Regions from separate parts of the Mus musculus genome. Here all the other regions are linked to region 1. Evidence: chromatin loops called from intact Hi-C (ENCODE). Cell type or tissue: gastrocnemius. All regions are shown on one strand. Each heading gives the region's core, and the rest is flanking DNA. Links, peaks and the distances in the headings are about the cores only.

The links. Peaks named below come from ENCODE experiments on the same cell type or tissue, not always from the same donor. Only the 100,000 strongest peaks of a DNase experiment are listed, where the experiment ranks them.
Region 2: a loop joins it to region 1, with 2.5 times the contacts of the local background. A loop is called at or near these places in 3 of 42 quality-filtered maps.
Region 3: it touches region 1 in a loop (2.4-fold over the local background); 23 of 42 quality-filtered maps call a loop at or near these places.

The regions. Positions count from the first base shown.
Region 1 is chr13:38,200,114-38,210,806 of GRCm38, forward strand. It overlaps Snrnp48 (small nuclear ribonucleoprotein 48 (U11/U12)), which reads left to right and starts at 4,826. Exons shown (of 9, transcript NM_026382.2): 1 at 4,826-5,015; 2 at 9,764-9,877; 3 at 10,094-10,154. The coding sequence starts at 4,860. In gastrocnemius, for the core only: no CTCF peak of the experiment used is centred there; a DNase peak (open chromatin) is centred at 4,790; H3K4me3 peaks cover 1,792 bases; H3K27ac peaks cover 716 bases.
Region 2 is chr13:38,630,850-38,641,428 of GRCm38, forward strand. Bloc1s5 (biogenesis of lysosomal organelles complex-1, subunit 5, muted) reads right to left here and starts at 4,243. Exons shown (of 5, transcript NM_139063.3): 1 at 4,087-4,243; 2 at 144-226. The coding sequence starts at 4,192. In gastrocnemius, for the core only: a CTCF peak has its summit at 4,428; DNase peaks (open chromatin) are centred at 3,573 and 4,254; H3K4me3 peaks cover 1,730 bases; H3K27ac peaks cover 1,516 bases.
Region 3 is chr13:38,059,631-38,070,323 of GRCm38, forward strand. Riok1 (RIO kinase 1) reads left to right here. Exons shown (of 17, transcript NM_024242.3): 16 at 310-462; 17 at 1,125-1,803. The coding sequence ends at 1,235. Among named protein-coding and RNA genes, the nearest start is that of Riok1, 28 kb to the left of the region's middle. In gastrocnemius, for the core only: a CTCF peak has its summit at 5,397 (motif pointing right); a DNase peak (open chromatin) is centred at 5,431.

The DNA of each region.
Region 1 (10,693 bases), core at 985-8,984:
ACCGATGATTGCTTGCAGCTGAGCATCCTTTTCATCATGGCATTTGTTTTACTGTCATTTGTCCCTCATACTCCTCCTCCCCTCGCTGGTTCCCTCTCCCCCAAAACAGCCCTTCCCTCCTCCTTTGTTGTTTTGTTTTGTTTTTCAAGACCGGGGTCATGGGGGGAGGTGTTTCTGTGGAACACTCCTGGCTCTCCTGGAACTCACTCTGTAGACCAGGCTGGCCCAGAACTTACAGAGATCTGCCTGCCTCTGCCTCCCAAGTGCTGGGATTAAAGGCATGAGCTAACACTGCTCGGCCCCTTCTGCTTTTATGTCACATGTATTCCATCACTCTCCGTCCTTTTGGGTCACACCTCCTCTCAATCCTTTTTCTTGTCACACACACACACACACACACACACACACACACACACACACACACACACACGAATCTGAATTCTGCATATGAGGGAAACTATGGTGTTTGACTTTCTGGATCAGGCTTACTTTGTCTAAACGTAATGGTCTCCAGTTCCGTCCACTTCTGTGCACCTTCATTACACATGCCGCAGCTGAGTAAAATTCCGAATTCCGTCATGTGTATTTACCAGGTTTTGCTGGTACCCATTCATCTGTTGATTCCTAGACTGCTTCTGTATCCTAGCTGCTGTGAGTAGCCCAGCAGTGAGCACGGACGTGCCATTATTTTTGTGGTATAAAGGATGGAATGCTTTGTGGGTTTGCACGTCACTCTTGCACAGAGTCACACTAGCCTCTCTCTCACTCCGATTTGTGCTGTGTGAGAGAGGTGTCTTTAATAAAGACTTACAAAAAAAAATAAGGACCTCAACTTCACACTTTTGCTTGATCTCATCTCTTTAATAGCCCTACCTCCAAACAAAGTCACGTTGTGACTGTTTGAATATAGATGCTGGGGAGACCCCACCTCAGCCCATAATAGAAGCCTGCATAGAAAGACTAATGGGGATACATCAAAGACACATGCGGGCACATCTTAATCTGGCCTCCATTGACCAAACATAGGGTGACTCTAGTATCAACAGGAATAGTAAGTATACTTTATATAATATAATACTAACTTTTAAAACTACATCTATTTAATTGAACAGAACTCTTGTTGAAATAAGCAGCAGGAGGAAGCTGATGAGGCAGTTTCATAACGTTAGTGTGGAGTGGTTCCTCGGGTTGGAAGAGCAACCAGAGACACAGGGTCAGCTGGTGAATCTTTCCTACATTCTCCAGGTTTCTGTAAAAGCTGTCACTAAACTCTGAGATGAGATGGGACTGTTGGGCTGGCAAGATGCCCCAGAGCATAAGAGTGCTCTGCGGTGCAAGCTTGAAGACTAGAGTTTGATCCCTGGAAGCCATGAAAAGTGGGAGGAGAGACCTGAGTCCACAGAATTGTCCTATGGCCTCCACACACATGCTGTGGCACTGACCAAAACCAACCCGGAGAGGAAACGACTTACTACATCCCATAGGCACGAGCTCAAGCAGGAACCACAGAGGGTCACTACTATAGCTTGTTTGCTTTTATAATCTTGGACTTTCTGCCCAGGTGTGGCACTCCTGGCACCAATCATTAATTGAGGAAATGCCTCACAGCCAGGCTCACAAACCAACCCGACAGAATCAAATTCTCAGCTGAGATTCCCTCTTTCCAGGTGACTCTTCGTGCCAAGTTGACAAAAGCTAACCAGCACACATCGATAATACATTCTAAAGTTTTTTTTTTTAAACAAAACAAAACAAAAGAAAACAAAACCAAAAACCACAGGGCTGTCTAAGACACAGCTCATGCTTCACCTGGGCTGAGTTTTGATTTCTTTCACACACACTGGGCAGCCATAGAAACAGAAATCTAACAACAGTCATCTTGGCATCTCCAAAGTTGTTCTCACAGTTTCCCTGTTGGTACAAGCAACAGAAAAAGGGAAGAAGCTGTGGGGTTGATAAATAAGGAAGCCAAGACCCATTTCTTTCCATAATGTGATTTATTAGAGAGAAAACCTCACAACCACTAGGGACCATGATCAGGCCTTGGGGTAGGACAGCATTAGGAAAGAAAGCTTTAAAGTGGAAGAGTAGAAAAGATCTCCCTCATGAAATCGTGGATGGGGAGAACTGGAGCAGACAATACCTCCACGGAAATCCCTCAAATAAAGGAGATTCTCTGACTTTTAGTTTGGGAGAGTTGGCATGACATTCTACATCGTATTATTTAATCTGACTTGGCTTACATGCCAAGGAGCCAGGTACTGGGTAGAACCATAAATTTACCTTGCAGATATGGGCGTGGGAGGGGGTTAGGTTGGCTTGCTTCCAGCTCGTCTGCTGTGTGCTCTAACCTCCACAGCAGGCATTTATCAGCTGCAGCCAGAATTCTGGGAATTCTTGGGAAGGGGCAGGGAAGGGACACAGTTAGCTGGTCTGTAATCTAACACCTACCATTTGGCTATGAAACTAAGATAAAAGGGACAGCATGAGAGGAGTGTGACTAATGGCTCTAGAACTCAACCCTGGCTGTCTTTTGACTGCTGCCATGTTTTCTTCATAATAGTCATTTCTTATCGGTTAGTGACTAAAGTTACTATTTCTTCTTCTTCTTCTTCTTCTTCTTCTTCTTCTTCTTCTTCTTCTTCTTCTTCTTCTTCTTCTTCTTCTTCTTCCTTTAAATTAAAAGGTGGGAACTATGCCATTGGAAATGATTGGCAGCCAAAATTTCCCTTTCTATTTCTTCCACTGGTGGTAAACGATGTGGGGAGAGAAGCAAAGATCTGATATGGAGGCAAATGTGATTCAGTTCTAGGGATCAAAACAATACAGGAAGATTAAATGTGGAGTCGTACAAGGGAAGAGATACACTTGTGTATAAAGCAAAGTGCATGACACTATAATAAAAGAGCTGTGTCAAAGACATGGGGGATGGAAGAAGATGACTTCCACTGGCCAAATTCAGACAAATTTGGATAGTAACAGGAACTATTATGATAATGAAATAATAATGCTCAATTTTAAAACTTAATTCATTTCCCCTCCCCCTCCCCCCAGCCTCAGCACCCCCACCCCCACCTATGAATTAAGTTTTAAGATGTGAACAGAACACTATACTATGGTGGTTAGTGTTAACTGTGAAGCTGACAAAATCTAGAATCGCCTGAGTTGGGCCTCTGAGTATGCCTGTGACAATAGTGTTTTTTTCATGTGATTTTTATTATGAACATGTAGCGTGTGTCTTTATTAGCAATGACCTTTCTTTAGATAAGCACGCCGTGATCATCCATAAGGTTTCTGCTTCTGACACACTTGTTATTAAATTGGTTATTTGACACAACCACATGGTGAGTTCCAGGATGACTCATAAACCTGCTTTTGATAATTTTATTATAAACAAAAATGTTTATATTTGGTTTTTATTGAATTGAGCTTATCTATATCAAATTCCCCTTTTAGAAAAATGACTGCATAGCTAACTGCTACTCTGGCAACAGGCATCCATGTGGTACACAGACATATATGCAAAATATCATAAAATGCACTTTTTACATGAAAAATATTCAAGACAGCATGTTACTACCTGAGAGTTACAGTATTCTATGTTGTTAACAGGATGCTTTACAAACTGTTAAACTGTCACTGAACTAACATTTAGTCTCAGTGAATACAGTGTGGCCAATGACCACCTAGTGATTTCGAATTCAGGACCACCACTCTCAGGAGGAGAAGCCAAATGTAACTCAGACAGGAATTTGGTCTCTTAGATACCCCAGCACAGTCTCTCTCTCTCTCTCTCTCTCTCACACACACACACACAACAGGGTTTCTCTGTATATCCCTGGCTGTCCTGGAACTCACTTTAGACCAGGCTGGCCTCGAACTCAGAAATCTGCCTCCCAAGTGTCTGCCTTCCAAGTGCTGGCCAAGAGCCTGGCTCTCTCTCTTCCTTCCTTCCTTTCTTTCAAAGATTTATTTATTTATTATATGTAAGTACACTGTAGCTGTCTTCAGACACACCAGAAGAGGGCATCAGATCTCATTACGGGTGGTTGTGAGCCACCATGTGGTTGCTGGGATTTGAACTTCGGACCTTCGGAAGAGCAGTCGGGTGCTCTTACCCACTGAGCCATCTCACCAGCCCTCTTCCTTTCTTTCTTAAAGATATATCTATCTATCTATTTATCTAATGTATAGGAGTACACTGTAGCTGTCTTCAGACACACCAGAAGAGGGTATCAGATCCCATTTTAGATGGTTGTGAGCCACCTTGTGGTTCCTGGGAACTGAACTCAGGACACCTCTGGAAGAGCAGTCAATGCTCTTAACCAGTCCTGTTCTAAATTAAGAAATAATAACCAATTATAGCCAATTGGTTAAAACATAATAAATTGCTTTAAAAAGAATTTGAAGAGCCGTTTCAGGAATTTTCTGTTTGATCATGCATTGTGATTATGTAGGAAAATGTTCTGAGGATGTGCATAATAGCATTTGGGATAAAGAATCTAGAAGTAATTGTAAGAGGGAAAACGCTAATGAGCTGGAGAAAGGCTACACTGACACTTTCTGTGTTGTTCTTTAAACTTTCCTGCCGATATAAATAATTTCTCCTAAAAACATCGAAGGAGCAGCGGAATGATGCTCAAAGCTGGGACGCAAGTTCTAACCTGCTACGCAAACTAAACCCAGAAGAGCGTGGAAACACCTTTCAAAACTACCGCTTCCGCCCTGCCCGTCGGCTCTTCCCGATAGGCTGGCGCCATCCCGGGGCCCCGCCCACGGCTCCCAGAAGCCCGTGCGCGCCCAGAAGCTCGTGCGCGCCCAGCAGTTCCGCCTCTTCCTGCCTGAGGTGAGCTGCCATCATGGAGACCGAACCTCCTCCTCTGGAAGAGCGGCGTCGGCTCCAGGAGGAGCTGAGCGAGTTTGTGGAGAGCTGCTGCCGGACGCTGGAGGAGGTGACGGCGTCCCTGGGATGGAGCCTGGATCAGCTGGACCCCGGGGACGAGGCGGAGGCCGAGGTGAGGGGCGAGGTTGCCCGGCCTTTCCCGGGCCGCTGACTTCTCGCCGTGGGAAAGGCGCCCGGGGAGCCCACTTCTCTCCATCCCGGTGCGATGCAGGGGAGGACAGGGCTCGTCCGGTGCATATCCCGGGGGCGCTGCTGCTGAGGTTGGCGATTTGCTTCGTCATGATATAAGGATTCTGCATTGCGTTAGATTCAGTGTTCACTTTTCTCTATCTTAAACCCGGACGCTTCCCACTCGGACAGGACCGATTGTGGGACGATTAAAGGGCGCCACCAAGGAATGGTAGCTAGTAGCGGACCCCTAAGGAGTGTATTAGAGTGAATTATCCTGACTTATTTAATAGGTGCAGGATAGAGGGAATTTGCGTTGCGCGGTGATTTCTTATACCCTCTTCATTTACTATGATGCAGTAACAAGGTTTAAGTCATATGTCGATGGAAATATTTAAGATATATGCAATTTACGTACAAGCTAATCACCATTGTCTTAAAATTGAAGTGGAAATTGGAAAGAAAAAAAACCCTTCATTGTACCTTTACAAGTATATTTGGAGTTGTGAATTAACCAATATAGTTCATGGCTTAAAGCCTAGTAACGATGCTGTAAAAATGGATTTGGGGGACAACTGAAAAAGTTTGAGGTATGAATTGATAATTTTATGAAATTTCCAGACCATTGAGAATGGAGGGCCCCACCACTCCTTCATTTATTATCGAGATATTAGACAACATCGTGATATTAACACTTAACACGTTCTAAATGGCACTGCGTTACTTCATTTAAAATTCGTATCCCAAGGAGGCTAGAATAATTGGCAGCATTTTACAAATGAAGAAACAAAAACATCCCAGTGGGATTGGCAACTGGGACTTGCAGGCCTTCTGATTTCTGAGGTGTATTTTGCTTAACCGCTATATGAAAGTCCATTGTAAAACTCCCAGATTATCCAGTAAACCGTGAAGTACATGATTATCTGATACTCACTGTTGTAACTGGCTTAAAAAATCTGGTAAATGACATTGATAGTTTTGAGACTAGTCCAGATAATTAATCAATTTCCATGTTTCATGTGCACTTGTAGAGTTTGTCATGGTAACAGTGGGGGGAGGGGTAAAGAAATGACAGCTGTTATTGTGTGGCAAAGTCTGTAATGGGGGGAGTTGAAATTTTTGTAGTACTGGTTATTATAGACTATGATGGGTCAGAAAAAGCATCTAGAAAAGTATATTCTTTAAAATCTGCGTGGGGCTAGGCTAGAGAGATGGCTCAGCGGTTAAGAGTGCTGGTTCCTCTTCCAGAGGTCCTGAGTTCAATCCCAGCAACCACATGATGGCTCATCAAACCCTATGGGATTTGATGCCCTCTTCTGGTGTGCAGGTATACAGGAAGAACACTCATATACATAAAATACCTAAATGAATAAGCCTTTAAAAAACTTATGGGGGCTGGTGAGATGGCTCAGTGGGTAATAGTACCCGACTGCTCTTCCGAAGGTCCAGAGTTCAAATCCCAGCAACCACATACATGGTGGCTCACAACCATCCGTAACAAGATCTGACGCCCTCTTCTGGAGTGTCTGAAGACAGCTACAATGTACTTACATATAATGAATAAACAAATCTTAAAAAAAAAAAACAAACTTATGGATATGTGTGGGGGTATGGCCTGGGTAATGGGTCCTCAACTTTTACCTTGTTTCGGGTCTCTTGTTGTCTTGATATTGCCATCATCATTCTAGCTGGCCTGTGAGCTTCTGGCTATTTTCCCTTCTATCTTCTATCTCTGTGGGAACAATGAAATTGCAGGTGCATATTAACCATACCCATTTTTTGCATGGGTTCTAAGGATTTGAACTCCAGTCCTTTTGCTTCTTTTACTGAGACATCTCCCCAGCCCTGACCAAAATAACAACAACAACAACAACAACAACTGAGTAGAATTAGTTAGGTCAAGCACAGAGAAAGCATCAGCAGACCTAGAAGTCCTGGCTTAGATGATAAGATTAGAGAGCCTCAAGTGCTTAAGGATGGTTAGAACATGAGGAGGAGAATTGCTTGTAGCCCCGCCTTTGCTCCATGATCTAAATGGGAAGTACAATGGTAGCAGGTAGGGGCTGTATAGGTTATAAGGAGCCTTATAAAGGCCCTTGTCAGGCACATTGGAGAATCTTGTTTTCTGTTTGTTTGCCTTTTTATGAAAAAACAATGGCAACAGGGGAGGCATAGACAGACTTTAAGTCAGGGAATATCCAAATTAAATTTGTGTTTTAATAAAATACCCACTAATATGTATTTAGTGCAGAGTACCAAGCCCTACTTCAAATGGTTTCTGTGTATAAACCCAGATATTTATATTTATTTAATCTTCATGATATCTTTGTGAGATAAGGGTCCATTGCTTCTTTTTTTAGAAAAAGAAAGTAGCTCAAGGAGAAGTTAGTTATATTACCTCTTATAGTTAGTAAATGGGAGAGCTGGGGTTTCCAAAATGGCTACATGGTGGAGAGTGTAGTAGAATGTAGTAGAGAGCAGCCATCCTGGAAGCAGAGATGGGGAGCAGTAAGATAGCTGTTGTAATCCAGAGAAGGAACAGTGACGTTCTGAATTGGTCAAGTGGCACTGGGGCTAGAGAGAACTCTGGGATTTCAAAGACCCTTAGGAGTTAAAATGTCAGGACTAGGTGGCTGCTTGGGTGTGGGTGGTTAGGGAAGAGGCAGGTTTTTCTTGAGCAGGTGACACCTTTCACTGAAACGGGAGAAGGCAAGTTTGAGTGCTAGGAGGCTTTTGTGGTGTTGTGATTAAAACACCCAGCCACAGCAAGGTAAGAAAGGAAGGTGTGATGATCAGTTTGACACAATGCAGAGTCACCTGGGAAGGGAGTCTCAGTAAGGCATTGTCTAGGTTGGCCTGTGGGGTCCTCCCCACCCCCAGAAGGGCTTTATTCACTGGGTTAACTAAGGTGGGAAAATTCACTTTGAAGGTAGGCAGCACTATTTCATGGACTAGGCTCTGTTCTGAATTAGAAGAAAAAGGCAGAACACCAGCACTGCATGTCTTCCTTCTGTCTGCCCATAATTGTGGATGTGAATAGCTACTCCAAGGTTCTGCCACTCTGACTTCTCTGCAGAATTGCTTGTAACCTGGAATGATGAGCCAGATACACGTTCCTCTAAGTTGTTTTTGCAAGGTGTTTTATCACAGCAACAGACACAAAACTAAGAAGGCTTACAGTTTAAGGTAAAGTCTATTATGATAGGGAAGTCAAAGCTATAGGAGTGTGAAGCCGTTGGTAACATTGCATCTGCAACCAAGAAGAGCAATGAGTCTTTGTGCTCAGCTCATTTTCACCTTTTATACAGTTTAGGAACCTGGTCTAGGGAATAGTTCCACCCACAATCTTCAACCTCAATTAACCTAGTCAAGATGATTCTCCATAGACCTAAGCCCAGAGGCCCACCTTCTAGGTGATTCTAGATTTTATTAACTTGACAGCTAAGATTAACCATCACATAGACCATGAATATATTGAATTTATTTTTGTTTATGTTGGACTTTTAGTATAAGGTACTTAATAATAATATAAAGATTAAAGAAAATTAACTGTGTGTGTATGGTGTGGGGGTCTGTCAGGGCAGTTGTGTGGAATCTGTTTCTCTCTCCTCTTTCCCTGTGTGGGTTCCAGGAGTTGAGCTTAGGCCATCAGACGTTCTTGTTGAGTGCCTTGCCCACTGAGCCACTTGTGGTTCCTAGTGTAAGGATCTAAGGAGAGAAACATTGGCCTGATGAGATAGATTCAGGAAATTGAGAGCTGAAGGCAGAGTATTGCTAGGAAGTGTAGTGTTGAATGACAAGAGGTTAATGATTAGACTTAATGAAGTACAGACTGCAGGAGACCAAAGAAGAACCAGACAGGTAGAAAGACAGAACCATTTATCAAGAGCTAGATGCAGCGAATGGCTGTAATCCCAGCACTCCAGAGGATGAGTTAGGATTGCCATCAATTCAAAGCCAGCCTGGGCAACATAGTAGGAGCCTGTCTCTAAACGAGCAAGCAAAACAAAGTCTGCGAAGGTGGCTCAGTTGATAAAAGTGCTTACTTCGGAAGCATGAGATTTCCTCAGAACCAGTATAAACCAGGAACAGCAGTAAAAACATCTGTGACCTCAGTACTGGGGAAGTGGGGGATTTGCTGGCTACCTGGTAGAGTGACTGAGAAAGACCCTTGATGTTGGTCTCTGGCTTCCACATGCTCATTGACACACGATCCCTACACACATATGCCTATGCTCAACAGTGCGAGTGAGCGAGTGAGAGAGAGAGAGAGAGAGAGAGAGAGAGCGAGCGAGCGTGAGAATGTGAGAATGAGAGAGAGAGAAGATACCAAGCTGACAGCACAGCTTTGGATAATAGACCATGACTAGGAACTCTAAGACAACAAGTATGACATGTTCTTTGGCATCAGTGGCAGTAAGGTTGCTGGTGGCTAGTGCCAGTGAGGTACTTGTGGCAGAGGTGAGGAATGGCTATTTGTGAGGCTGTGGAGATAGTGAATGCTAAACTTTGAAGGGCTGTAGAGAGGACAGAGGCTTTAGAAAGACGCATTGAGAGAACTCCCTCTCTTCCTTCCCTCCCTCCCTCCCTTTCTTATTAATACAAACACCCACATGGGATTGAGGCCCACAGAAGAGGAAGTACTAGGCTGTTGTTTAAATGCTATTTTCCCCCTTCTGTTAATTTTTACAGGATGAAATCGCCATATGTCCTTATGATTCCAATCATCGCATGCCCAAATCATCACTAACAAAGCACATGGAATCTTGCAGATTGAGGAAACTGGGATATACCAAAGAGGAAGAGGTAGCATTTGTTTATTATATACTGTCAAGAAATTCATTCATTAGTAAGTCAGGAGAGTGTATTGTGAGCCCTTGTAGAGTAGATGGTATTGTGTTTAACATCACAAATTGTTATTTATTTAAATAGTGGTATTATTTATCTCAAATCTTAAAACAGCCAACTGTGCAATCCTTAACAATATTAATTGAAATTTGTTTTTGTTTTTTTACTATCTAGAATGAAATGTACAATCCTACTTTTTTCTATGAAAATTTGAAGATTCCTTCAGTTACTTTGAGTAAGTATATTAGATTATAATTGAAATAGCCTAGTTTTATATTTTTCTTTTTAAATTAGCAAAAAAAAATGGATATTATAGACAGGCTTATGACCTTGAGTTCCTTAAGCTTAAGGAATTAAAACAGTAAAGATACTTCATGTGATATGAAAATGAACTGGGTTTATGTTAACTGGGAGTAAAGATCCTGCAACATTTTGTATAGTGGGCCAGGATGGTGGGAAGGCAGAGGCAGGTAGATCTCTCTGAGTTCAAGACCAACTCTGTAGTGAGTAGGACCGCCAGAGTTGCAATAATAGATCCCATCTTACAAAAACATACAAACAAATTATACAGTAGAGTACATGCCTCCTTTCTTGGTTATAACAAAAATATAACTGAAGATACGAGGGAGGGTGGGATCACAGTCCATAGAGTGGACTGAAGATGAGGGAAGATGGAAATGTGTGCCAGCTATGTGCAGGATATGGCTAAAGCCTTGATGGACCTCAGGAAACAACATCCTGATTCCACTTAGATGGTTGTGTAACTTTTGACTG
Region 2 (10,579 bases), core at 1-8,000, 430 kb after region 1:
TTTTATCTTCTTATGATTTTTACTACATATATTTGTAAGATATAAACTAAAGTCAGGTTTTAGCCCTCAGGAATCACCCTTGTGTGTAGTAGGCCATTAACAACTGGGACAATCTTTTCAACCAAGTAAGTTTCCATACTTACTTCAAATTCTTTTACAAAGTAACGGATTTCACCTTGGGTAACTGGTCTGTGATCCAGCAGCCTGGAATGAATCTCTCCAAGATCTAAACAGATAAAGTAGAATCAAGGGTTAAGTCACACTCCGTGGTGCAATCTCTGGCCTATTTTACTCTTCCCCAACAGGCAAAGATAGGTTAAAGTCCACTCCAGACCATGGATCAGGAGGGAAACTCCTCCACTTCCAGTGTGTGTTCGTTGGTAGAACTACCTTTGAGAGCCGTCTAACAATGTCTAACAGAGCTGAGGATACACATCCTTAGCCATCCCATGCTGAGATAGACAACACAGGAAAATAAACTCACACAAATAAGCACGGCATCTGTAAATGTTTGCTGAGGCATATGTGTAGTACCAAGAGAATAATTTAAAAAGCTAACATTCTAAATAGTCACACAATGAACAATGGTAAGTGGAGAGTTAAATGCATGTACCAGATCGACACCTATTAACATGGATAAGTCTCACAACAGCTTCAGAAAGAATAAATCCATTTGCATAAATTCTAAAAGGATACTTCCTCTGGTACACGTTAAATTCAGGATGGAGGGTGATATAGAGAGGGTGATACAAGTTCAGTAGAGTAGGGTACATGGTGGGGCCTTTTAAGCACAGGGGAGTGAACTTGGGGCTTTGCACATTCTAGGTTGGTTTCTCTAGTGGGCCTCATAGAGATTTATCTGTGAAGGTTGGTGGTGAGTGTTGGTGTTAAGCATCTTTACTTTATACTAAATCTGAAAAAGCCATAGCTATGAAAGAATTTTGAATTTTAACCCACTGGGTAAGTAGATTTATTCATTCTTCTTAGCAACAACTAGCTTAAGATATAAACCTCAAAATAGATACATGCCCAAATAAAAACATGTACGCCTTATATTCATGTGCATATGTATATATATATGTGTATATTTATATATGTATATATATATATATATATAAAATTTTAAATGGATCAGATTCTAATTCTGTTTTTAAAAGTTTTACTGAGATTTATCATGCTAATATGTTAAGAAGAAAACAATAGAAACAGAAGGACAATTTCTAATCTCTCAGCAGGTTATTACCCACATCATTTCTGTAAAAAGCTATTTGGAGTTTTCTTTCATGAAGAAAGTACTATTGGGAAATATGGTGTACAACAGAGTGTGTAGAGTTTATTATTCAGATCTTGGACCTAGTGTACTAGGAGTTAGGGCTGCCTGAGTGAGACCAAGCATTGTAGGACTTTATGGACCTTGTACTGAGAATCTTCTCGCAAAAGCACAACTGGGCAACAGGACACATACAGGTCAGCTCCAAAAGTCCATTTGAGGTCTTCCATCCCAGCTGAGCTGCAGTTATTTAAACACAGCATGTTACCTCAGGCATCCTGATGTAGCCCCTCCAGTTGCCATGGGCTAATCCCTATACCCTAGCTACTCACTTCACCTAATGATGGGCTGATCCCTATACCTCAGCTACTCACTTCACCTAATGATGTGCTGATCCCTATGCCTCAGCTACTCACTTCACCTAATGTCCATTTTCTTCTACAACATCTGAGCTCTCGTTCTTCCCCGACACTGGCTTTCATTCTCACCAGCTTCTTCCCAGGTTTCTGACCAGCCCGTATGCTGTGTTCCTGAAGTGCCAGAGTGGTCTACTTCTATCATGTCACATCCCACAAGGTCCCCAAATCACCTCATCTCCAGTGAGTATCTCCTTAGGCAAGCTGTTTGTGATATTTACACAGCACCCCTACCACTATCTCTTTCCACGTGACTGAGAAGCAGTTAAGGTTTGTCGGTTTGGAGACATCTGTTTCTACAGTCCGATGATAAAAAGGAGCCACTTAAGACTCTGCAGATTAATTTAGTTCTACACAGAGGTAGATTATCAGTCACTCCTAAAACTGCAGCTGTGGGAAACTATGGGGGAACAGATCATGAAATACAGATTACCACAGAAGTTACGTTGTGTAAGGACATTATAATAAATCCATTGTAATAATTCAGAGTTTGTAAGAGTCCAAATATTAAATATAAATTCTGCTAGCATAACCATGTACGTGTAAAATATAGACTTCTATAGATATCTAACTCTAGTCAGGCTATATGCATTCTTTTACTGTTCAAAAAAAAAAGAGTACTGAAATGTATAATCCTTTGATCTCTACTTGTTTGTAACCTAATGTGAAAGCTAGACAAATATCTCCTCACAAAGACACAGAGAAGTGCTTTGATGGAAGAGCCACGGGACTACAAGATGAGACCAAACAGAACTACAACTCTCTTAGTACCTAATAAAGGGAAGGCTGTGTGTGTGGGTCCTGAGTGTGAAAGTGAGAACCAGTCTCAAAATAAAAAACAGAAAAGGGAGTTGGTAATGTAGTCTCTAGTAGTATGGTATTTGTCTAGCATGTGGGAGGCCTTGGCTTGGCTTCCAGTACTGGGGGAGTAAAAACAGTACTGCTTCAAAATTTAAAACTTCCGCCTCAAAGACACAATCAACAGAATGATAGGCAACCAGGCAAGTGAGAAAAATGCCTGCAAACACCTGCTATGGGTACTGAGGAGACAGATGTGTGTGTGTGTGTGTGTGTGTATGTGTGTGTGTGTGTGTGTGTGTGTGTGTGTGTGTGCGCGTGTGTATCAGCATTAATGGTATAGCGGCCAGCAAAGTTGCCTTTCAAGAATATATCAAGAACTATAACTCAATAACAGAATCTACTTACACGAGCAAAGGACTTAAATGGATATTAGATGACTACCTAAAAAATGGGTAGTCAGTTAAGCACATTAACCAAATATTAGAGGAAATGAAAATCACAACAGGGAGTGTCATCTCACACGCATTAGAATAACTAGTACCAAAGACAAGAGTTGGTGATGACAGGTGACTAGAAAATGGTATAGCAAATACAGAACATGCCAACTCCTCAAAAAGTTTAAAGAATAATCAAATGACCCAAAAATCCACTACTGGAGATACAGTCCCAAGAACTGAACACAGGACCTCCGAAGGATGTCTATATATTCATATTCAAAACAGCCTTATTTCCGAGAGTGGAGCTGTCCAAGTCCTCAGAGGCACTGGACCAGTCAAATTCACAGTGGCATGAGGAGTTATGGTTTAATGCATACAAAGTTTTGCAAGATGAAAAACATTTGCGGATGGAGTCATGGTGGCCCAACAACAGCCATACAACGACTAATCTTCACTGAGATTGCACAGAGAAAGAATTCTAACTTAGTCTTAACACACACACACAATACTACTGGATCCCAAATTAAACCTAAGAAACAATGTGAAACACAGTTTAAACAGTCGCAGCCAGCTCAGCTGGGGCCGCCCACAGATCTGGTAAGAGTAAAATGGGAACCGCACAGATGGTAAGCCACCACTCTCCAGGCAGTGTAGGACTGTAGCCCAAAGTTGGTGGAATAGGCGGGTTGAGCAGGGAGTTGAGGGAAGCAGTGGAAACTGCAATTGGAGGCTTCTTCGCGGTTAACGGGGACTTCTGAGGTTTAGGAATTAAAGCTAGTTGTTATTGTAATAATTTAGGTCGAAATCTACTAAGGCTGAAAGGGGACAGCTCAGACCGGTACACTGTATGGTACTGAGCGCTGTGTTTCAGGACGTTTTCCCAAGTGTTCTTCCTGGCATGACCCCCAAGGCGCAGAGGACAGAGGACGAGAGGGTGAAGGACCGAAGTCACCCTACTACGTGTGGGGCTCCAACTAGTTCCCATTCTCCGCTTGTGCGCCCTTCGCCCATTGCACGTAACTGGGTCCTGCGAGCTGGGACCTTTCGTCTCGAGGCGGGCCAGGCAGCTGAGGGCTACAGGGGAGCCGGGGAGCACCAGGAGGGGCGGTCCCCAGCACGCTGCCCCCACCCCGCACGGAGGACCACGCCCTCCACTCCGTACCCTTGATAATGAGGTGCGCCGCACCCGGAGTCCCCAGTGAGTCCCGCTTCTTGCCGCCCTGGGCGGCGTCGCACGCTACAGGGGTCTCGGTGCCTCCGCCACTCATCCCGACCAGTTCCGCCCACCCGCGGCGTCCACGGCGCAGGCACGGACCTTTAGGGAGAGAGACGCTCTGGTGTTACGTCATCACAGGGCGTCGGAGTCGTTGGGTTCGGGGAAGGCGCCGGGAGTGTAGCCGATGCGGCCATGCTGGATGAGGGCAGATGATCTGCGTATGGGAGGTGTTTGAAAATTACTTGTTTCTCGGTTATCCCATCCTACGCCGGTAGGAACTAAACTCACTATGGTTGGAGCAAGGCGCGGCGAGCAGAAGAATAACAGTAGTAGTATATACATAGTTTCTACATTGTTACTGGCCACCACTATTTTATAAAGCATTTTGACATGTATTGTCACCTTAGGGTCATCATAGCAACCTGAGGAGACAGATCATAATTTTTTTAACAAATAAAGCAACACGGTTAGAGGTTAAGAAACTCGTTTTTGTTTTGTTTAGGTTTTTTGTTGTTGCTTGGTTGGGTGTTTGAGATGGTCTCCCTAAATTAGACTAATAAGTGCTGACATTTGATATATTCCATAATGTTCATTTTCTCAACAAATTGTCATGCTTCAAAGAGAGCAATGCACGGCCTCCCAGTGGTTTTTACCTCCTCATCATCCAGGGGTTCTTCCTTAGGACTCAGCTGTGACCGCTTCCTCCGCTACTCTCTTCTGAACAATGAACAATGTCATCCTAAAGGGTCTTAGTCCAGTCTGAAGGAGGAACGTAAAGCGACATAAACGGCAGGAAGAGGAATCGTTCCATACCTGTGGATACTAGCTGTTGAGGGGATCAGGAAAGACTTCCCAGAAAAGACCAGTGTTTGTCTCCAGTCTTGAAGTGAGACATGGAGAGAATAACTAGGTGAAGCAGGAATTGGGGGATTATCGCAGAAGAAATGGTAAACCCCCAAAGGAGGACAAATAAAAAATTTAATTTCCTAGCTTTTTAATCAATATGTAGAAATCATAGTTTTCAAAGACATTTGTTATTCTCCTCACTTCCAAGAAATTTCATATTCATTTTTCTGCATTGTAGAAAAAAATTTCTTTCCCTTTGCATAATTTCCTTTATGACTGTGCACCATGAAGACTCACTACAATATGTGAAATTGAATGCTTTTCTTACATTAATGTGGCTGTTTGTTTTTTTTTTTAAATGTTGATTCTGGATTTCACCTCTGAAATTTGCCAACTCTGTGTTGTGATAAAGAAATTCTAGTTGCCATAATTAACACTTTGGAAATAGAATTGGGTCTTCAGATAGTTTCCAATAAAGCGTCAGCGAAGGCAAAGAAGCCGGAACCTGAGCTCTCTGGATCCCAGCATTCCTGCCCTCCGGCAAGGACATTCTTGGAAGCACGGCTTGGGAATTCCTGCTCTATTTCACCAGTTTCTACTTCCTGTTCTCACCAATACATTGTTACTTCTGGAATAGCAACAAGAAGACAAGGCCAGTACTCAGTACCGATTTGCAGTTACGGCTGACTTATGATACCTGTCATCAACAATGTGACATTTAAAAAATACTTTCTATGACTGAATCTGCGAACACAGACTCGAACAAGGGCTGACTTAGGAAAATCTCCATTTTCAGATGAAGAGACCTAAGGTCAGAAGGGCCACAGCAGTTCCTGCCTTCTCAGTAGAGACATGCCACATGATGGATTGTGAGGATTAATGTCATGTTTTAAGTTTAAATTACTGTGCTTAAAACATTAGAATTATAAAACAAAAAGGCCTGTAAGCCTCCCTTGCCCAAGGAATAACTTCCAGAAATAACTTCCTGGAATCCTTGGGGCTGTTATCCATGTAAGATAACAAATCACGTTTTGCTTCTTCCAACAAGCCTAATTACCCAAACTGCACAGGCTATGCTTGATCACACATAGGTGGGAGGTGTATAGACAGTAAGTCCGTCAGAATAGATGTTTGCTCCTAACCGTACACAGCCCTGTGGGTTTTGCTTTTATAAGCCTCTGACTAAGGTAATTCACTAACATTCTCTAGGCATCCCTGGTATGGACCGGCCCAGTGTCCATTATCCTGGCCAGTATTATAATAAAACTAGCCTCAAATTTTGATCAACATATTTGGTAGTGTTCTTAATTCCCACATGTGAGATTATCAGCACCTCCTGTTAGGAGACGGATTTGTTTCTCTTCACCTTGAATTTGGGCTGGCCTTGTGACTTGACCTTTGACCAGTGGAACACACGGTACTGATGAGTGGGTTCCATTGGACCGGGCAGCATCCTGCTTTGTTTTCTTGCCAGGACACTCTTGCTGGAGTGAGGTCATCATGTGTAGAAGCATACTAATTTAGACACGTGTGGAGAGAGGTTGCAAGGGGAGAACTGAGGCACACCAAGAGTCCCCACTCCTGTCCCAGAGATGTGAGAGTCATTTCCAGCCAGATGCAGTCACATGAGCTGTGTGCACCATCAGAAACTGCTAGATCAACCTGTGCATTGTGAGGAGGGAAATCTATTATTCTAAACAATGTGTCTGTGGCATATGCATGCTTGTGTGTGGTGTATGTATGTGGTGTGTGTGTGTGTGTGTGTGTGTGTGTGTGAGAGAGAGAGAGAGAGAGAGAGAGAGAGAGAGAGAGAGAGAGAGAGAGAGAGAGAGAGAGAGAAACTCAAGGAAGAGCCAAGGACTAAGTAGTGGTCTCAACTCAGTAGAGATTTTGAGGTAAGAGCAGGGAGGTCTTTCTACTGTGCCATTTCTCTGCATTTCTTGTTAACCTTCCCTCTCTGGGATGCCTTCTTTGTTCCCTCTATGTATTCATTCATTAACTAAGTTGTACAACAAAGAATCTGGCTGGGGGCCTGGAGAGATGTCTCAGCAGTTAAGAGCACTGGCCACATCTCTAGAGGATCTGGCTTCAATTCCCAGCACCCACATGGTGACTGACAGCCGTCTGTAACTCCAGTCCCAGGGGGCCTGACACCTTCTTCTTATAGGGTTGAGTTCAATTACATGAGTAATGATTTGGTCCCCTGTGCCTTTGTAAGGCACCCTGAAATCCTCTGCGGAATTCGTGCTTGCAGCCATCCATCCATGTGCCAAGAGGAAGATGCTCTTCTGAGCATCTAGCTGCACGTTGGGGACTCTTCCAAGTCTCCTCATTTGGCTGCTTATCCGGTACAATTTTATAATAAAGCTCATTGTAAACATAGCATGTTCCTGAGCTACACAGTTATTTTAGTGAAACAGCAAATCCATGCACGGCTAAGGAACCCTGCCTGGGGTTTGTGGCTCCAGTCTAAAACAGGTGGAATGTGTCCATGACTGAGCTTTCACTTCTGAAGTCTATGGATAGTCAGGGGCAGAACTGCATCACCACTGGGCCAACACTCACATAGCACTTGCTACCTGCAAGGTGTTGAGGTAAGCACCCTACAAATACGAATTCATCTCACCATCTCACACTCCTTTGAAACAGGTATCAGTTTTCTCAACTTTACAGAAAGGCCAAAATGGCTATATGACTTTTATGTGGCAGAAACAACTACTTCAGTGATTGTCTGTGTGTCCGTCAGTCATTGTGGATGGATGAGGAGTGGGCAGATGATGGGGAAGGGAGACTATGGAAGAATGAAGAGAGAACACATTCACTTTAGAAGGCCATATAAACTCATGTTTTAATTCAAAAAACTCGCAATAAATATGTACTGACCACCCAGCATGTGCTCAACACAGTGTCAAGAGCTGAAGAGGTGACGGAGTCTGACCTCACCTCTTCCTCCCCTCACAGAGCCGTCTACCAGTGGAGAGCACCCTGCTTTCCTGCAATTCTGACGCACTGACGCTCACGATCAGCCTGGCCTGTGAGCATCAGGTCAGATATTATGTCGTCGACTTGCGCTGTTCTCTGGGAGGCTCGAGATCTACATGTGCCTCTGTACCTTCCACTCAGACAGGAGAGAGGCAGCAAGGGAGGGAGTGGGGGCTACCCTGCTTGCTAAACTTCCCCTCCTTGAAATGAGCAGCATCACCTAGGGACCACAGGTTCAATACAGGAGTGCGAGGGGGAGGGAGGGGTCTCATGTCACATCCAAACCATAAAAAATGAACTCTATTTCTCTGAAGGGGTTATTATCTTTCATGTTTCTGGAAGAATGGATATATATATATATATATATATATATATATATATATATATATATATATATGTATATATATATAATGTCAATATTATGTTTTATTTAGTTGTATTTCTGTGTGCATGTGTGCACACACGAGGGAAGAGATGGCAGGATCTTTGGTCTTGGGGGTAAGAGCCTATAAATTTGCATGCATTAACTTCCTGAAGTTTAGGGGACACATATGGCATGCTCAGTGTGCATGTCAGCATGGTGTGAAGGACCGTGCTGTGAATGAGCGTCACCAGGCTTGGTGGTGGCAGCAATCCCATACATCTCATACTGAACCTTCAGGGTCCTGAATCACCATGGTTCGCCTGAGAGATGCTTCTGGTGACACAACGGCAGTCAATGGATGGTACATGAGTTGTGTGCAAGCTCCTGCGACAGCTGCTCAGTAGGAACAAAGCCACAAAGACTTCCCAATCACGCCAGGGGAGGGAGGATGGCGGTGGGGGGAAGAACTTGGCTCCACCAGACACAAAGAGGAAGGCTTTAATTTGGGGCAGCTTCCCTTGAAGTCTGCCGATTCTCCGGGCTGGAATAGGTATAAGAGTTTCTCACAGGATAGTTATCGTGCCAGCATCACTTGGATAGACACAGTCTCAGCCCTATTCTAGATCTCATAAATGGAAAACGTGAACGAGATCCTAGAAACCCATTTGAAGAAGCCTCAGGTGATTTCTGCGCATGTCTGCAGAGTGGGTCCCTATGCATCTGATAACGAGGGCTGACCTGTGCTTGCTTTACCTGTGGCTATTCCACCGTTTCAATGAAGCCAGCTGCAGATTGAAAATATAAAGGTGAAAGTCCCACAAATAGCTCATGATTTAAAATAACTACAATATTTATATGTTTTTACTTATTATTAATTTCTTGCTATGCCTGTGATGATGAGTGGCCTCATGAGCTCATGTATTTGAACACTTGTCCCCTGTTGGTGATGTCCTTTGGGAAAGTTACAGCATCTTTAGGAAAGGCAGTCTTGTTGGAAAAAGCAATCACTGATTTGAGATGTGTGTGTGTGCAATCCAGCCCCAATGAAATGTTTTCTTCTGAAAAGAGTTGCCTTGGTCATAAAGTTACTTCACAGCGATGAAACCCTAAGACAGGCATGTATGTGTACTAAAGAAAAACCCTGGTCTACACGGTACTGCTATAATTTGGGTTTTGGATCACTCAGATGTCTGTGTGTCAGTAAGCACTTGGACCTCAGCTTGGTGATATCAGGAGGTGGTGGAGCCTTTAGATGGTGGGGCCTTAGGGAGGGTCACTAAGTCATTGCTGGTACGACCTTGAAGTAATAAGCCTTGGGATACCAGCCTCTCCTTATCTTCTTCATCAGCCCATCCCCGCCCCTCTGGCCATAAGGTGAGCAGCTAGACACACATGCTGCCAGCCTTGATGCTGCCTCACTCCAGGTACTAAAGCTGTGAAGCACAGTAAACACTATCCTGAGTTAATGATCCTAGGGATTTTGTAATGTAATGGAAAGCTAACATATGTACTACCTGGGGTTCCAGGCATCCACTAGAAGTCTCGGAACACATGCTCTATGGATAAGGGACACTGCTATACTGAGTTGTTTAATCTACCAAATGGAGTTCAAATACTGAAAACAGGAACCGGAGAGGCCACTCTGCAAGTCAAAGCCTCTAACACATGGCTCCTAAGTGCTGTAGAAGGGCAGATTGCTTACATCAACAGGAACAGTCTAGTTCAGAGAATGCACAAAACGAGCTTTGGAATTTTCATTCTGGGGGCTGGAAGTTTCTCGACTTGGTCAATGCAAGCCTGGAGCCTTATTATTTAAAGCAATGCCTTGTCAAATTAGTTGTATGGCTATCATAGCTCAAACTTAATGTGGACAGACAGGCCTTCCAGGCACAGATTTCTCAAGCAGATGATGTGAGGGAGAATAAATTTTATCCATAGCAAGACTGCAAGGACAGATGACACTCAGCAGGAATGGCAGGCCAAATCTGCAGGATCCATAATACAACCGGCAAGCCCTAGGGACCTGGCCTTGTCCAAGTGGAAGCGACAGCGCGAAGGAACTATCAAATTAACTCACTGAGCTGGAAAAGACTCAAGGCTTCTATTCCCTCACAAGGAAACAAACATCTTAAAAGTCAGAATATTCCCAAAGGAAGTATGGTCACGGAAGTAGAGACACTTGAGACATAACAGCAAAACCCGGCCAACTTTAGAATCTCCTGACTTTTCATCAGCCTTCTTTGGGCC
Region 3 (10,693 bases), core at 951-8,950, 140 kb before region 1:
GGCCACCCATATAGCCCTAGTAATCAGATATGCATGTTAGGATAGCTGTGAATGTAATCCAACACATTTGTAAATGATAGCATCATGTTGCACTGTCAAAAGATTAGACACCCTGCTAATTCCTTTGTGTATGTTCTTGAGTCCTACAGGAGTGAATGGATGCTACCCATCTTTCTCCCGCGTGTTGATTCTATTTTGATGTTTCAGTGCATAACTTGAAAGAGTATCTGACATACTGATGTAAGATGCTGGCATTAATGTGTTGATAGTACCTGGCTTCACGTAGCATTGTTCTATAATAATCTCAAGGTCCCCGCGCTCCTAGAAAGTGAAGTTAAGGAAGAGACTTGTTTTGGTTCAGACGATGCTGGGGGCTCTGAGTGCTCCGACACAGTCTCTGAAGAGCAGGAAGATCAAGCCGGATGCAGAAACCATATTGCTGACCCTGACATTGATAAAAAGGTTAGCCAAGATCTTACTCCTGAATGTGGTGGCTCTCAAACATCAATGGTGCCTCTACTTGTAGTTTCCATAACTAAACACAAACTTTACTTTTGGAGTAAATTAGAGACTTAGCTGCTATTAGGAGCTTCTTTAATATCATACAGATTACGTGTTCTGTCTGTTTACTAGAAGCAAATATTTGTTTCTTTCTAACCATTATTTCTCTTAAATATGGAACTTGTAAACGTCAAGTAACATATACTGGGATATTGATTTGACTGTCTATAATTTCAACAGTGTTCAAGGGACATGGTGTAGCTGGGTTCGGGGAGCTGGGGAAGAAAGATAACCTGTGTATAATGACAGAACCTATTGTCCCAGCACTTGGAAACTGAGGAGGGGAGAGATCATTTGAGCCTTGGGAGTTTTAAGAATAGTCTGGATTACAAAGTGAGACCCTCTTTAGAGAGGGAAGAAGGCAGGGATATGAAGGGAGAGAGATGGCAAAGAAATGAGATGCAGGGAACCTCAAAGCAAAGTTGTACTCACCAAGCTGTAATTGTTATTTTTTATGCTACATATACTTTTATCTGCTTAACATATTAATTTTAATTCTAATAATAACTTGAATACACCGAATGAATGAATTTTATTGGGGGTGGGTTGTTTATATTTTACAGGAAAGAAAAAAGATGGTCAAGGAAGCCCAGAGAGAGAAGAGAAAAAATAAAATCCCTAAACATGTGAAAAAAAGAAAGGAAAAAACAGCCAAGGCCAAAAAAGGCAAATAGAATGGAGCCATTCCTCGGCTACATTTTAACCCTGAAACAGAAGTAGCTGGAGGAGGCTTCCTCACTGTCTCACTGTCAGAGGAGGCTGGGGTGTGGTCATGTGATTGTTTCAAAAGCCTATTCTTTCGGGATCCAGTCCTGGCTCTGCTTTTAACGGACTTATTAAGGTATTATTTTAATGAAGAACTTTGTATATTTTATTTTTATATTTTTATCTTGCAAACATTTTCCCACAAGTATCAGAACATGAGTGTTTATGATGAACATCCACGGACGAACTTGGGAACATTTGTTTTCTTTGTCTATGCCAAAGACATATCTGAAACAGCCTGGAGCTCCGCTCCGAGAGACATCGTCTGGCCGTTATGTGCCATTCCCAGGAGCCCTGTTCCTGTGTGTTCTGGATACACAGGAAGCTGTCCTATGATCCTGCTTCATCTTAACTATACCTTTCCAGTGAGCCCTCCCAGCTCAGGTGCCATTTCACACCCAGCCATTTGTTCATCAGATATTTCAGTGTTCTAGGAACTGGGATATAGCTATGAATAAAACCACATTACTTCCTTTGGGTAGTTTGCATTCTTGCTAGGAAATGAAAAATTTTTAAAAAAGTAATATTCTTTGAAGAGGTTATACATTATATAGAGAGAATCAATGCTGAATAAAGAGAAAACCTAGGGAGGTACAAGTTGACAACATAAAATATTGGAGGTGAGTCACACCGAACTTCCTGGCACTGTGGTGGCTGGATGGAAGGAGTCTGCGTTCCAGCCAGACTGGACTACTTAAGCAGATGAGGATACAAGCAACAAAGCCAAGGTACATCGGGAAGGAAGAATACCCCAGTCAAAGCACGAAGCCACAGGAAGGCCCTGCAGCAAAAAGCTGTGTGCAGTGGTCAGAAATGGGGTGGCAGCATCAGACTCGGGGGGAGATCAGAGTGCACAGCTCATGGGGTTTTTAGCAGAGGAGTGTCAGGGTCCAACTTGTAGTTTGAAAGCATGATTCTGGCTTCTAGAGAATTGAAGCAAAGGTGGAAGATGATTGGCTGTGCTTGTTGTTAGCCCTGGTGAAGGATGCTGGTGGCTTGGCCTGGGATACTAGTTGATGTGGAGTTAGCTTAAGGCCGCAGGTGAGTTTGAACGGAGTCTTCCGGTTTATAACCCAAGAAGCCACAGCCCACTGCAGTAACTGTGATGAGACTCGTGGGGGGAGTAAACTTACTGGTAGGAAAGAGAAAATTACAGGACACACATTGAGAAAAATTACCAGGTGTTAAAGAACCTTTTCCTATTTTATGTAGCAAATGGCTGTGTTAATCCTTGCACCAGACACTCTTATACAGCAACCCAGGGTTTCCGTTTAGACTGCAGCTTCCAGCTGCTTGCTTGATGGCGGGTTATGGTGAGTGCCACCTGAACTCTGATTGTATGTTGGAACATGCTCCTTTCTGCTTTAAAGTTCAAAAAGGAGCTTCAGTTTCCATAATATTGAGAGCACAGTTATCATCTTTGTGCACATTTGAGTCTCTTCCAGGTCTTCTGGTTCACTTAGGCAGCTCTATGTGTTTATTACTTTACCATGTGAACGCAAAGCTAGGGCAAAGCAGAATTGTTCTTGCTGGCGCTGGCCTAGTTGGCCAAAGTTGGTGTCATTCAAAATACCTCGTTACGGTTTAGATCCTAAATGTTCCCCAAAGGCCATATGTTAAAGACTTGGCCCCAGGTTGCTAGCGGTATCGCTGAGTAAGGGCAGAACTGTGGGGTGAGGGCCTGGAGGATTAGGTCGTTGTGGGGTGTGTGGTGTGTGTGTGTGTGTGTGTGTGTGTGTGGGCGTGTGGGTGTTGTGTGTGTGGGCATGTGTGGTGTGTGTGTGTGTGTGTGTGTGTGTGTGTGTGGGCGTGTTCTTGCTGGGATGTCGGATTCTGGTCTTTTCCTCTGCTTCCTGGCCACGGTGATGCCGGCAGCTTCCCTTCATCCCCACTGTAATGTACTCTCACCACAGGCTTCACGGGTGAGAACGAACGCTTCCGTTGTTGGTTGGTTGGCTTTACTTCCTCGTCATCCACTTTCAGCTAAGGCACATTGCACTACAGTTATGCACTTCAACTGTTAGACTGGTTTTAGCTGGTATTTTACCACAGCTACAAGAAACTGAACACATGCCCTGTGCAGTAAGAAATTCAGACTCTCACTTACGGACAAAACTAGGGAGCTTGTATGTTCAAAAGTGTAGATCACGTTTTCAGTTTTATCTTCATCTTAAAACATAGTATTGTCCAGTCATGGTGACCCACTACTTTAATCCCAACACTGCGGAGGCAGAGGCAGGTGGGTCCCTGTTCAAGGCCAGACTGGTCTGCATAGTGAGTTCTGGCCAGCCAGGGCTACATAGTGAGACCCTATCTAAATAAATCAATAAAGTCACCAGCTCAGAGAGGCCGGTCTACCCCTCCTGATTTGGTATTGTCCTCTTGTGTCCCTCACACGTGCAAGCTTTGTCATTCCTCTGCATTATTTTCCTATAGCTCTACCGAGGACAAAGTAGCCTGCCGATTGCCTTCACTTAACGTATAGTGACTGTTTTGTCTGCCTCCACCCTCACTTCGGAATGTAAGCTCCAGAAGGCAGGGGTTTGTATTGTATCCCAGCACCTGATTTGTGCTGAGGTTCGGTCAGCTCTCAGTAAATGTTCAGAAGATGCTCTGTCTCCTGAGCAAAGGAGAGGCTATCATGTATGCCTCTTGTTTATAAGGATGGAAAGACAGAATGGATGTGGGTCAGTTTGCATCCCCCAGGCTTGTAATAGGGTTATCTGACGACCACGTAAAGTGTTCAGTCGAAAAAGTGAGTTCACTGATGAGTACCTCATCCCAGTCCATATGTGGACGGAAATGGGGCAGCCCAGTCCACTTGCTGATGCTTTAGCATGTAACACTGTTAAGGCTTTCTGAGGGCTGCGATGACAAATCTAGGTTTACGCTCCCTCGCTTGCTTTGATATGCAGCTGTGACACTGGGAAGTCACTTTCCTTTGAGGAAGAAGTCCTCATGTGTAAATAGTGGGACTTGAACCAAAGGATTACCAAAACGCTGTCTCAAGTTCATTCACCTGCAGTTTTTTCATGTAGCCCGGGCTAGTTTCAAACTCTCTTTGAACACCCATGCAGTCAAGGATGACCTTGAACTTGGGATCCATATAACTTTGTTTCTCAAGTGTGTCGTCACAGCCTGTAGTTTACCCAGAGATGGTAGGTCCTGGGAAAATGGAGCCAATAAACGGGGCGGACTAAAGTTTCATGCAGTAATTGCCAACTTTATGCTCTGAGGGTTAGGAGGAGTGACATAAGTAAACTGTACAGTCACAAGACAACAAGCTCTGTGTGTGTGTGTGCGCGCACACACATCAGTCTGTCTGTCTGTCTGTCTGTCTCTGTTTAGCAAACTGTGTGAGGCAAAAGCATGTTTTTCCTTAGAGGCATATAGACAACACTAGCCAGCTGTAATGAGTAGTTTGAAGTAAGTGCTCTTGTCGATACACCTGAGAGGAGCTCACATTCCGAGGACAATTCTTTGCTTTTGAAGAAACTGAAGTCACAAGACTTGTCTTCTTGGAGATTTCTCAGAAGACCTCAAAATCTCCCATGACTCAGTTCTTGAACAGTGTTCACCCTGCTTTATGCAGTGCTAGGGATTAAATACGGGGCTCCCTGGGCCGTGCAAACACTGAACTGAGACCATCCCTGGTCCACAATGGTTATTTTAAAAAAGTATCAGACCAATGTGATTTTCCCCCCTAAGAGTCTCATTGTGTCTTCCTTGTTGGTCTCCAACTCACAAAGAACCAGATCAGTATTTTTTTTTTTACCTTAACTTTTTTTATTGGATATTTTCTTCATTTACATTTCAAATGTTATTTCCTTTTCCAATTTCCCTCCCCCAAAACCCCATAACCCCTCCCCCTGCTTCTGTGAGAGTGTTTTTAAAAAAGACTTTAGACACCAAAGGGGTAGGTTGGACTCACTCTTTTGTTTATTAGAACTAAAGAGATTGGGTTTAAAGTGCAGGTCATCCCCTGTGCTGGTTGCTATTAGATGAATCATTAGCCTTTAGACTCTGCTGTTTAGCCATGGGAATGCTGTCAGTTGTGCTCGAAGTCATTTTATTCCACTAGAGGGAGCCATGCCCTTGAGTTCTGATGTTTAACCAGCATGATTGACAGCAGGTGCTGTGCATTTGGGGGGAGCATCCTGCAGAGGAGGCCCAGGTAGCTGAGGTCATTTACTTGGCTTCACCTCTTTACTTCCCCCTAGGCACTAACTCGATGATGGCACATTTAGTGCTTGATTTATACATCAGTCCCTACTTAGAGCCCCCAACAAACTGGCACCTCAATATATACTTTGCAAGAGTCGTAACTGAGTTAAGTCAGGTGTGGTAGCGTATACCTCAGTCTCAGTACATGGGAGACAGAGGCAGGATGGCCACAACAACAGAAGTGGTTTTTCACTGGGAAATAATGCACTTTTAGTATGGCAATTACAGAAACAGATCCTGGATGGCCCTAGATTCACGGTGTAGTGTGGTGGTCGCTTGCTGGTCCTTCAGACTTCTGGGACTCAGTGTCCCGTCTCACCTATCAAAGGAAGACTGAGTGGAGGGGTTCAGAGGCTGCAGTCACGGGGGCAGACACTCGCTGTGTCAGTGAGGTAACAGGAAGTTCCTAATGTTGACTACGTGTCAACTGCTATTTCCCGTATGCTGGGCTGGGTACACTGAGCAAGCCTGACAGCCTAGTTTAATCCCTGAATCCCACAGTGGAAGGGAAGAGATGATGATTCCCAAAAATTGCCCTCTGACCTCTACACACACCTGCCCCCCCCCAATATACACACAGTAATAATTTTAAGTAAATTCTTTATGTGGGCATTTTGTATGTACACAAATAGGAAAAATAGGCTTTTTTCTCAAAAATCTGTATAAACCAATTCTCTGTACTTTTCTAATTTTCTCTTTTTTTCATTATTCACTTTACGTCCCAGTTGCTGTCCCCACTTCTTTCCACTTCCTCCCTCACACAGTCCTCCCCACCCATTCCCTTCTCTCCCCCTGTGTATCCCCCCAACCCTGACACATCAAAACCCTTCAGGGCTAGGCATATAACTCCCACTGAAGCCAGATATGGCAGCCCAGTTATGGGAATGGGATCCACAGACAGGCAACAGCTTTAGAGATAGCCTCCAGTTGTTGGGGGGCCTCCATGAAGACCAAGCTACAGCAAGGTTCTATTCCCAACACCCATCTGGTGGCTTACAACCACCTAACTAGTTCCTGAGGACCCAATGCCCTCTTTTCGCCTCCACGGGCCCTGCGTGGCATGTAGTGCACCGACGTACTTTCAGACATTCATACACATAAAATAAAAATCTCAGAAATTTATTAGGACAAAGAACGTGACTCCAAGTTTCCTTCCACTCTTCCTTCAAACATGATTTTTTTATATGTCTTGTTTTATAAACAAAAAATCCAAAAGAAACTTTTATTCCATTTGCTAAATAAATTCCTATTAAAAATTTTTATGACTTTTTATTATGAGAATAATGCCTCGGAAAGTTACACATTTAACATGTGGCAGGAACATCGGGACTGTCGAGACTATTTGGAAATTTGTGCTTGTGAAATTGGAGAATAATGCCATCTGTTACATGACAGGATTAAGTGAGATACAATACAGGTAATTAATTTAGCACCAGTAAATGTTTACAAAAACAAGTAAAGGGGGCAGGGGAGATGGCTTAGTGGATAAACTGATGACCACTAAGGCACGAGGACAGGAACTTGGATTCACCAGAACCTACATAAATATCAGGTGGTATGATGGCTCCCCTGTAATCCCAGGCATGGAAGGTAGAAACCGTTGGCTAGTTTTCTGTGAACTTGACAAGCTAGAGTCATTTGATAAGAAGGAAATGCCCTCTTTCAAGAAAAAAAAAATGCTCCCACCAGACTGGCCCATGGGCAAGCCTGTAGTGCATTTTCTTGATTGATGTTGGGAGACCCAATTCACTGTGAATGGTGCCACCTATGAGCTGGTAATCCTGGGTTCTATGAGAAAGCCTTGAGCAAGGCATGAGGAGCAAGCCAGTACGTATCATTCTATGGCCTCTGCTTCAGTTCCTGCCTTGAGTTGTGCCTTGACTTTACTGCATAATGGACTTATAAGGTATAAGGGGTGAAGCACCCTCCTCCGATCTTCCATTGCAGTGGAAACTCCCAACGTTTTAGAGTACTGTCAGATCATCACCAAGAGCAGCAGGTGTGGAGTGGAGCTGGCCTAAGGCTAGACGAGCTGTGTGTGCTGTGGATGGCAAAGCCAGAGAAGTGGATCTGCCTTCATCCTTTGAAGCCCAGAAAATTGAGTGGATCCCAGAAGTCTGAGCCTTTCACATCATTGGACTGTTTGCTTTGGTCTGATGGTAACTATACCCTGACTTTGTTTTTTAAACGAGTATCTAACTTGTTTTCTAATTGTACAGCAACCCACAGTTGAGAAACTGTAGGTGGTTTAGAGAGGCTTTGAACTTGAGACTTTGAATGCTTTAAAGAGATTGAGCTTTTAAAGTGTTTAGTTTTGTAAAGACTGGGACTTTTAGAAATTGGAATGTTTTAAATTGTGATATCGATATTAACGGGGTTTGGGGAATGCAAAGGAAAGGTAATGTTAAGGCTTAATGTGTGATAGGTTTGTCAAGGTGACAAAGGGTCAACTATGCTATTTGTTTTTCATCAACTTGACAAAAAGCTAGACATATCTAGGAAGAAGGAAACTTAAAAGAGAAAATTCCTCCTCATAAGATTGATCTGTAGCAAACTGTTGGGGACTTTTTAAATTAGTGATTGATGTGGAAGGGCCTAGGCTACTGTGGGTGGTACCACCCTGGCCAGGGGTACCTGGGGTTTCTAAGAAAGGTGAGAAAGCCATGGGGAACAAGCCAGTAAAGAGCATCCCTCCAAGGCTTTGCTTTAAGTTATTGCCTCCAGGTTCCTGCTCTGATTTTCCTCAAGGATGGAGTGGGCCATGGAAATGTACACTGAAATACCTTCCTCCTCAAGTTGCTTTCGATCATGATGTTTTATCACAGCTATAGAAACACTATACCTTAGAGAGACAGGGATCCCCAGGGCAAGCTGGGTATTAGGCTAACAGTTGCAGTGAGCTCTGGGTTCAGTTGAGAGACCCTACCTCAATGAGTATGGTAGAGAGTAATCGAAGATGACTTCAGACATCCCTTTTGAGCCTCTACACTCATGCTTGTTTGAACATTTGAACAGTATGCACACATGCACTCCACTTACACATACACATTAAAATAAAATGGATTCTTGTAGCCATTCTTTGGCTACTTTGTGGGTTCCATTTTCTTCCACCCTCTGTACCCTTTTACCACCCTTGCAACTCCCGAACACGAGATAGGAGAAAAAAAAGAATAGAAGGGGAAGGGAGTGACATTATCCTCAGACTACTTTCTGCTGATTAGGGGCATCAAGTTTCTTAGGGCAAGTTAGATCTTTGCCATCAGGATAGCTAGTTTCTTCTGTTTCTTCTTTGCACACAACTCTTAACAAACTGCAACCAACCAACAACCCATCTCTCTGGGTCCTAGCATTTATACACCCTCTCAAAATTCCAAATGTCACAAATTGTAGAAACTATCTACAGCTGGCAAAATCATGCCCCAGCTAGAGCACGAGGCAAATCATAGTCAGCTGCTGTGGACAGTCTGAAGCAGTCTCATATCCCACACCTGGGACTAAAATGGAAACAGTCCTATATTATTTTTCTGTTTGTCAAAGAAACCAAACTTCTCGCTTCAGGTTATTATTCTCATTTATTACTAACTGGCACAGTTCCATATAGAATGAAGGCTGATATGTCTTCTTAGACTTGAAACATGGTGACCATTTCAGAGTAGCATAGTTAAATTGAAGCATTAAGACGTCTAAAATGTATAGAACATTCATTATTTTCAGTGATTAGTATTGATGCAGATTATAGGAAGTCATGTGTTATAACTGAAAAGTCTTAGGGTTTTTTTTCCCCTGTATTTGTGTGTGGGAAGGTGTGTATGTGCTTATATACGAGTGGGTGGAGAGAATAGAGGTGAGTGTTGGTTCACCTCTCTCTCTTGGTAATTGATTCTGTTAGAGTTGCTGGATAGTGTGCTCTGGGGACTCAGCTGTCACCTAGCTGCCTCAACCTGGCTCTGGAGTTACAGGTGAGCAGCTATACCATCTTTGTAGGTGCTCTCTGGGGATCTGAACTTGGTTTCTTATGTACTTTGCCAACAGAGGCAACTCCATGACTTTTTTTTTTTTTTCTCTTTTGAAGAGATGGTGTTTCACTGTGTTGCCCAGGTTAGTCCTGAACTCTTGGCTTTGAATAATCCTTCCACCTCAGATTTCTAAGTAGGTATAACTTTAGTTTTATGCCATAGTCTTATCCAGCCAGAGTAGCAGGTTTGACTTAAGAAAACTCAACTTCTGCCAGTTTCCATGGTACATGCCCTTAATCTCAGACTTTGGGAGACAGAGGCTGGATGTCTGTGGACTTGAGGACAGCGTGGTCTACCTAGAGAATTGTAGGACAGCCAGGGCTACATAGAGAGGCCGTATCTCAACAACTCCTTTCCAGGAACAAAGAAAACCCAATTCCCAGTCTACAATCTGTTCTATTATTTTTACAGCTCATAATCTGTATTTTAAAATTCTTTTAGATATTTATTTATTTATTTTATGTATATGAGTACACACCAGAAGAGGACATGGACCCTCATTACAGATGGTTGTGAGCTATCATGTGGTTGCTGGGAATTGAACTCAGGACCCCTAGAAGAGCAGCCAGTGTTCTTAACTACTGAGCCATCTCTCCAGCCCCCATTTAAAATTTTCTAAGTGTTGTTTATTAAGTCGATGTACTTAGATCTGTCAATAAAGAGGCCAAGACATCACTGTAACAGAGACCTACTGAGCTGCCGGGTTGCTGTAGCTCATAAGCAAGGAGCATCATTTGACATGTCCCACCTGGTCGCTGCTTTCTCCGTAATGAGACTCGCCTGGTGGTGACTGTGCTCCATCACCTGATGTGATGCAGGATGAACTCAGGCAGGCGCAGTCATCTGAACTCAGCCCTTCATCTGGATCGAGGATGGTATGAAGGTCAAAGGGATGTGAGAGAAAATTCAAGGCTTGACACTTGGGAAATAACTGCTGGTGTTGACGTCGCTAAAGGAGTCTAGGAATCTGATGTAGCTTCCCCTGCAGCATCATTTCCAGATTTCAGTGTGAGCTAGAGATATCAAAGTGACATAAGATAAAGTCGTCTGAGAGGAGGGAACTTCAATTAAGGAAACGCCTTCTTGAGATAGGGATGTGGGTAAGCCTGTAAGGCATTTTCTTAATT